Linked DNA regions of Homo sapiens: regions 1 and 3 are each linked to region 2. A link is a loop called in an ENCODE intact Hi-C map of the cell type or tissue named here. Cell type or tissue: Panc1. All regions are shown on one strand.

Region 1 (2,500 bases), 690 kb after region 2:
CATGCCATTAAAATACCCACTAGATATGTTAAACACTTTTAAATTGATAAAGCTTTTGCATCTGATTTCACTTTATTGTGTAGTATAAATTTTACTGGGATATTTTTATGGTAGAGCATAAAATACACAGGCATATCACCCTTTCTACAATACATTACTCACCTGAGTCCTCAACATTTGGGACATCACATAGTATTGGAGAGCCTGAGTTCACATTATTTTGATTTTGTGACCTTGATTTTTAAATCTTGAATTAAAAAGTACAGTTCCGGAAATAGGTGATAAATAGATCAGTTAAATCTAAAGGCAGCAGTAAATCAGTAGTTTTAAAGCTTGTTTGTTGATAAGGATCTTAAGGGGCATTTCCTCAAAATACAGTTTGCTAGGCCATGTTCCAGACCTGCTAAATTAGAATCTTCAAAGAAGGAGTCTCAAAATGTTGTTTTTGTAAAATGTGCCCCCTGGAGATTATCGTCGTATTAATTTATAAAGCACAACTCTAATTCAAATATAAAATATAGCATAAGACACAATCTTAAAAGGCAAGATAAATAAGAACCCCTTTTCTAATACTTCTAACTTTGAATAAGTACCTTCACTAATTTAAGTCTTGGTTTTCTTTTCTGTAAAAAGGGTAACAATGATTGCACCTAAGTAAAGATAGGGTGGTGAACGTTGAGTCAATGCTCGTAAAACACCTAGTACATTACCTGGCACAAAATAAGGGCTTAGATAATATTAGTGTGATTATTGCAATGTCAACATCGTCATTCTTACAGAATGAATTCAGTTCTTATGATTTATAGTCACTTAAGAAATATTTATTCACAGTGGAAAATTTCTAAAGTTATTAAAGCTGTAGAGAAGTTGAATCGTAAAATAAGAGTATGTTGTACTCGTGTTTTGTGTTTGCATAAATCTTGAAATAAACTTTTTGGAAGTTCTTTGCTTTCAAAGAGTTATACTCCCACCTTGTGGCAAAGGGCTGTAGAGCAAAGACAACAGTACCTGACTCCCTTGGGGATCATGGGATCAAAAATTATTTTTACAAGTGAAGAAATGAAAATAGCTTTACAAATATTGGCCAATAAGTGTAAATGAATGAATAAATAAAAAAGTAAATTTTTAAACAAGAAAGTAAAATTAAGAAATAAAATACTAACTTGAGAATTGCAAATCTTTCACAGGCAGGATGCCGCCAAGGTAATGATTTGCCAGGTGCATTCGTTTCTTTGGAGACCTCAGAGAACTGAGTAAGCCAGATTTGAGCTTGGAAAAGTCAACATGATCAGGGCACTAAGAGTTCGAGTTACAGGCAACCCCCACTGTGTCTCAGATACTCAACTTAGGTAGAACATTGAACATGTGTTAGCCAGTTGAAGTTCATCATAACTTTATTTGTAGATTTGAACTTTATACATAGAATTCAAATTCCTAAAATCATTTTATGTGTATTTCAAGAATCCACTTAGAGAAATATTTAAGACTAATTTTACGTGAAATCTTGTCTTTCTATGTCCCGTTCCTCTCATATCCATTGTCTCTCCTTGACAGTTTTCATGATGATGGAATTATTGATTTAGAATTAAAGCACAAATTTCATGAAGATTTTACTTTATTTCAATTTCATTGTTCAAAATGAATATTCAAAAATCAGACATTTATCCGATCTGCCATTAATGTGAAACACATTGATGTGAACTGTCAATGGTGCACTGAATTATTTCTTTCTTATCAAATTTCATCAGTTCAAATGTAGATTTTAATACTTACCAGCTTCAAGTTAGCAGCATTGGCCAGCTGAAATTAAGTTTAAAAAGCCATTTGGTATAAAATAATTAATTAATTGCTAGCAAGCTTCTCAGCATTTTCTGATTTTGCGTTTAATGAAACTCCTCTGAGCATGTCAAAGTATCCCCTACTCAATTCTCATCCACAGGTATTCAATTATCACTCTATTAATATATAGACCAATAATGGCTTCCTTAGTAGCAAGTAGACTTCACCTTGCTAGCAATTAGGAGGAAATTACTCCTGAATCACATGGAGAAGGGGAACATTTCTTAATAGGTAATTCTTTAAACTTAGAGAACTATGATAGTGCTTAGACTAATATAATTTGTAACAATTTTCCTGTTTTTAAAAAATGTGTCTTTAAAAAATAGAATGTTGGGCTGGGTGCTGTGGCTCACACCGGTAATCCCAGCACTTTGGGAGGCCGAGCGGGGTGGATCACCTGAGGTCAGGAGCTCGAGACCAGCCTGGCCAACATGGTGAAACTTCGTCTCAACTTAAAATACAAAAATTAGCTGGGCATGGTGGCAGTCGCCTGTAATCCCAGCTACTCAGGAGGCTGAGGCAGGAGAATCGCTTGAACCTGGGAGACAGATGTTGCAGTGAGCCGAGATCACGCCATTGCACTCCAGCTTGGGCAACAAGAGCGAAACTCCATCTCAAAATAAATAAATAAATAAATAAATAAATAAAAGAATGTTGAAGG
Region 2 (2,500 bases):
AAAGTATCAGTATCTCAAATGAAATAACCCAAGCTTTTGGTTTTGTAAAGGCAGTCTCTATTTTTGCTCTAATTTCCCCTGCTGAATATGAAATCATTCCATAAAATATTTCTGAGAAGAGGGACTCTGCTTGTCATCACATTATGTCAGGATACAAACAATGAAATATTCCTGTTGCCTTAATACACGCTACAAGTCAAAGAAGCAGAAAGTTACGGGAAGTGCCCTTTGTCTGGAAATGGCAACTAGAACACATCTTCTTGGAGTACCAAGTCTTCCTTTGAATGGTTTAGTGCAGTCAAGTAGTTCTGCACTGGAAACATTAAGAATTAATGACAAAAGACATTCTTAAGGTCACATATTCTACTTGAAACTTCAGTGAAAGAGAAGTAGCTCATTTATTATTTGCCCACTCAACCTGTCTTTTTAAAATTATTTTTAGTTTTAAAAATGAGAAAGGGTCTTACTATTTTGCCCAGACTGGTTTCGAATTCCTGGCCTCAAGTGATCCTCCCACCTTGGCCTCCCAAGCAGCTGGAATTACAGGCATGAGCCACTGTATCCAGCTCTCAACATGTCTATTAATTCGCATCCCTTCCCCTCAGAAAGACCGTTCTCCTATGTATGGATTCTAAATGTTTAAAGGCAGGCTTTCTTTAGGGTACTTTGTACATTGTTTAGTCCTAAAGCATTTTTAAGAAGCAAAAATAGGACACAACTATAGTTTCTGAAAAAATTGTTCAATATTTATTACTTAACATGTCTTAATGTTTTATTTTCTCTATTTCTGGCATGTAAAATAAATAATGGTGCAAAATTGTTGGCTCAAGCCATGTAATCATCAGCAAAAATAATAATTCAAATCCAGACCTGACTGCTTTGGAAAAGGATTTTTTAAATTAAAATAATATTAGTACACTTATTTACACAAGTTAACTATGATGGATAACATACACAACAAATTTATATTTTGTAAGATTAAATAATTTAAATAAGAAACAATAAAATTTTGCATATTAGTAAGTACAAACACAAATTATGGTATCAGACACTATCCACATTTTGGCCACCAGATGGCAATGCAGGAAAATAAAAGGAAAATGACCAGAGGCTGTGCGCTCCAAAATTTTGGCTGTGCTTGTTTTATGTACTTATTCCTATTTTTAAAAAACTTTCAAAATTTATTTTGATTTTCATATTTTTCATAGTAGATTTGGACTATAAGAGATTATATGAAAATGATTATTCTAAAATCCGGATAAAATAGCTGATAACATTTATTCTTACATATGTGGATACATTCCCAGTTAAGAGTTATTTCTGGAAAACTGATAAGAAATAAGATTTATAAAGTGGCTGTTTAGAATTCAATGTCTGGGTGAAATGTTATAACTGCAGTCAGGACTTTGGTTCATTTGCTACTGTGACTTAGCTGCATTTTTGTATGTTTAGTATGTCTTTGAATTTCAGAAGTCAATAAATGAATAGAAAAGCCCAGATTAATAGAAAAAAATGCTTTCTAGGTTATCTGTTACCAAATTACTTTCCAAAAATTTTGTGCCAATTTAAAGTATATATGTGCTAGTTTCACTGCAGCCTCATAAACACTTCCCATTTTTTATTTGCTGAACTGTAAATAAAAATATTTCAATATTTTAACTATTTGAATTTGATTGCTAGCAAAATGACCCTTCTCATATATTAATTTTTGTGTAGTTCTGTTTTTCCAGATTGTTGCTTACTATTTAATCTAAACCTATGAGCCTATTCCTTTACTATTTCTTAAAAGAGTTTTGTACTTAGAAAATCAACCGTCTATCAGTCAGGAAATTATTCATCTGTAACCTTACTGATGTTTCATGGGTTTTGGTATATAGTCATGGTGGAATTTAGTTTCCCCAACACTATGAGGTGATAACAAAATTAGGCAATTTGTTTTTACAAATAGCGAAATTTCCCATTTATGATACATTCATTCATGATACATTCCTTACAACAAATTAAGATTTTGAATACATTTCTGTAATTTTTTAGTCCTTTGTCCCTCCGTTATTTCATGAGCTTGCTTTTTAATATGAATAATTTTAAAAAGTATTAGCTAACATGTATTGAGAATCACCTGCGTGCCAGGCTAAACACTTGATATCCATTAAGTTGTTTAACTTTCAACAAGCTACAGTTTTAGTTTTAATAGGCTTCCCATTATATAGTTGAGGAAATGAGGTGTACGATGTTAAAGTGTTCAGAGTCAAACAGCAACCAAGATTCAGAGCTCAACCCCAAGCGCAAATTCCCTGACGCACTTTTCTCTAAGGTCTTTAATCATTTTCAATTACAGTTTAATAACAGAGGAGAAAGCTACCACATCCCGTCATGTGATATTCTTCACAACTGTCTTCCTACTGCAGTAACTTTAGAAATTTTTGTCAAATTAAAATTGCTCTCATGAGTAAATTAGAAAAACTGCTATCTTCACATGGGTATCCTTTTCATTCCAGGA
Region 3 (2,500 bases), 530 kb after region 2:
AACTTCTAATTCTTCCTCTTTCACTAATTTGGTATAATTTTTCAACAACTTCTTTCTATATAGCAGATTTCTCAGTTTTAAAATTAATGTTTTTGGCTGGGTGCTGTGGCTCACGCCTGTAATCCCAGTACTTTGGGAGGCTGAGGCAGGCAGATCACTTGAGGTCAGAAGTTCCAGACTAGCCTGGTCAACATGGTGAAACCCCGTCTCTGCTAAAAATACAAAAATTAGCCGGCTGTGGTGGCAGGCACCTGCTACTAGGGAGGCTGGGGCAGGTGAATCACTTCAACCCAGGAGATGGAGGTTGCAGTGAGCTGAGATTGCACCACTGTACTCCAGCCTGGGCAACAGAGCAAAACTCTTATCTCGAGGAAAAAAATAAATAAATAAAATAAAAAATAAAAAAATTAGTGTTTTTATTTTTTCTAAGAAAACTTCCAGTGCAGCATTTAAAAAATATTTTATAAATGTTTGCTTCAAATGTATAATTATACACCAGTAATATTTTATTCCAGTTGGAGACTCAGGAATCAATTTTACAATAAAATATTAAAATATAAAGAGGTTTTATAAATACATTTTGGCTTTCTATCATGTTAGTAGGGTGGTAGTGAAGACCATCACAGAGGTATTTAAGTTCTAAGGTAAGATCTTCCATTATTTTCAACAGATATTGCTTAAACAAGAGCAGGCCACTAGGACTTTCATGGTCCCTGCTTTTTCTGTTGAAATGAGGCCAGAAGAGAACAGTGATTTGCTCTGGGGAGTGTTTGCCTTATGTAGACAAAGCCCTAAGAAGTAGACTCCTAATAGCTGTAGAGGGAAGGTTGAACGTTCAGAGCTTCTTGCAATGTTAATTAAAGTCTATCATTCTTTGGAGAACTTTGAACATAATGAACACTGGTAACATGGGTACTGCTTGGCTAATCAACATTAAGTTAAATGTAGATAGTGATTAGCACTATTATACTCTGAGTTGACACATGTTCAATTCTGGGAATAAATAAAATTTTCTCTAATTTTTTGTAGTTTTAAAATTGGAAAAACGAATAGAATGAGAAATAAACTTTATACAGTCGCATGGTCAATCATGGTGTTTGAATCGCGTAAGTTGAAAAGGGATATTTGGAAGCCTTAGCGGAAAAGTCAGGGAGCTTCAACCGACCTTTAAATTTCACAGGTGCCTATTTTCTAACAAGAAAATATTTGTATAGAAGCAGTGAGGAAGAACCATTCATTCTAATTATAGAAAAACCTTGCCATAACCCGAGAAGTGCGCCCTAAAAATACAATCGCATAAAATAAGGGGTTTCTTTCATTCAGATTTCTGTGTCCTGCTGCAGTAGGACCCGTTTCCGGCGGTTTCACTGCAGCATCTAACCCCATTCCTTTCAGTCCCTGCTGTGGTTTGGCGCCATCTGGTGGAAGTTAGGCTCTGGTTTAAAAAGCAAGCAGTTGATTTTGGTTCCTGTGTCTGGATGCCAAGGACTTCCAGGATAGCGTTAGCGATTTTGAAACTTCCTAGTTAGTTTACAATTGTTTCATCTCCCCAGACTCTCCAGCAGGAGAGTCTGACCCAGGAGAATATTGGAGATGAAGGGATCCACTATTTCTCCCACTTTTTCAGATGGAGGATGAGAGGAGTGCAGCAGCCAATTCCCATTCACATTATATCCAAATTGGTGTTATCACAGCATTTTACTGAATGTATGCCCATCCATAAAGTATTGGTTGATTGGTTGATTCTTAACCTGAATTAAGGCTGGAGGCCAATGCTGGAGTTATCTACTCTTGCAGAGGCAGATAGTTTTTTCTTCCCTTCATTAATTTCCTAGCTGACCAGGCTTCCAGTTTTCATTGTCTCTGTCTGGGGCTTTTATTTAAGGTTCTGCTGGGTACCCAGCCCCTTTTTATGGTTCATTCTTTTTTGTCTGTAATCATTGCAAGTTCCTCAGCTTAGTATTTCTTCATTATACACAGCAGTGTTGGCTTGTTTGCTTCAGAACTTCCAGAATCTCTTCACTGCTTTTGGCTGCTGGTGGAGTGGTGGTTTGAATTTTATTATTTATATAGTTTGTATATTTTATAGCTTTCTACCAGCAAATTGAATTTAGTTTTATTTGTACATTTCTGTGATCTTTTCAAAGAGATTTGGAGAAGGAAGAGAGGTAACTATATTTGCTTAGGCAGTCACCTTGTTAGGGAGTTTGTTCCCTTATTTATTTATTTATTTGAGATGGAGTCTCTGTCACCCAGGCTGGAGTATAGTGGCACGATCTTGGCTCACTGCAACCTCCGACTCCTGGGTTTAAGCGATTCTCCTGCCTCAGCCTCCTGAGTAGCTGGGATTACAAGCGCACACCACCATGTCAGCCTAATTTTTGTATTTTTAGTAGAGACTGGGTTTCACCGTGTTGGTCAGGCTGGTCTCGAACTCCTGACCTCAAGCGATCCACCTGCCTTGGCCTTTCAAAGTGCTGGGATTACAGGTGTGAGCCAC

What was found. Peaks named below come from ENCODE experiments on the same cell type or tissue, not always from the same donor. Only the 100,000 strongest peaks of a DNase experiment are listed, where the experiment ranks them.
Region 1: it touches region 2 in a loop (13-fold over the local background); 45 of 110 quality-filtered maps call a loop at or near these places.
Region 3: it touches region 2 in a loop (18-fold over the local background); 84 of 110 quality-filtered maps call a loop at or near these places.

The regions. Positions count from the first base shown.
Region 1 is chr7:82,728,635-82,731,134 of GRCh38, forward strand. No RefSeq gene overlaps it. Among named protein-coding and RNA genes, the nearest start is that of CACNA2D1, 290 kb to the left of the region's middle. In Panc1, CTCF peaks have their summits at 1,002 (motif pointing left) and 1,202; a DNase peak (open chromatin) is centred at 937.
Region 2 is chr7:82,043,617-82,046,116 of GRCh38, forward strand. All of the region lies in intron 10 of CACNA2D1 (calcium voltage-gated channel auxiliary subunit alpha2delta 1), which reads right to left. Among named protein-coding and RNA genes, the nearest start is that of CACNA2D1-AS1, 36 kb to the left of the region's middle. In Panc1, CTCF peaks have their summits at 1,071 (motif pointing right) and 1,286; a DNase peak (open chromatin) is centred at 1,095; H3K27ac peaks cover 471 bases.
Region 3 is chr7:82,570,997-82,573,496 of GRCh38, forward strand. No RefSeq gene overlaps it. Among named protein-coding and RNA genes, the nearest start is that of CACNA2D1, 130 kb to the left of the region's middle. In Panc1, CTCF peaks have their summits at 1,415 (motif pointing left) and 1,712; a DNase peak (open chromatin) is centred at 1,435; H3K4me3 peaks cover 575 bases.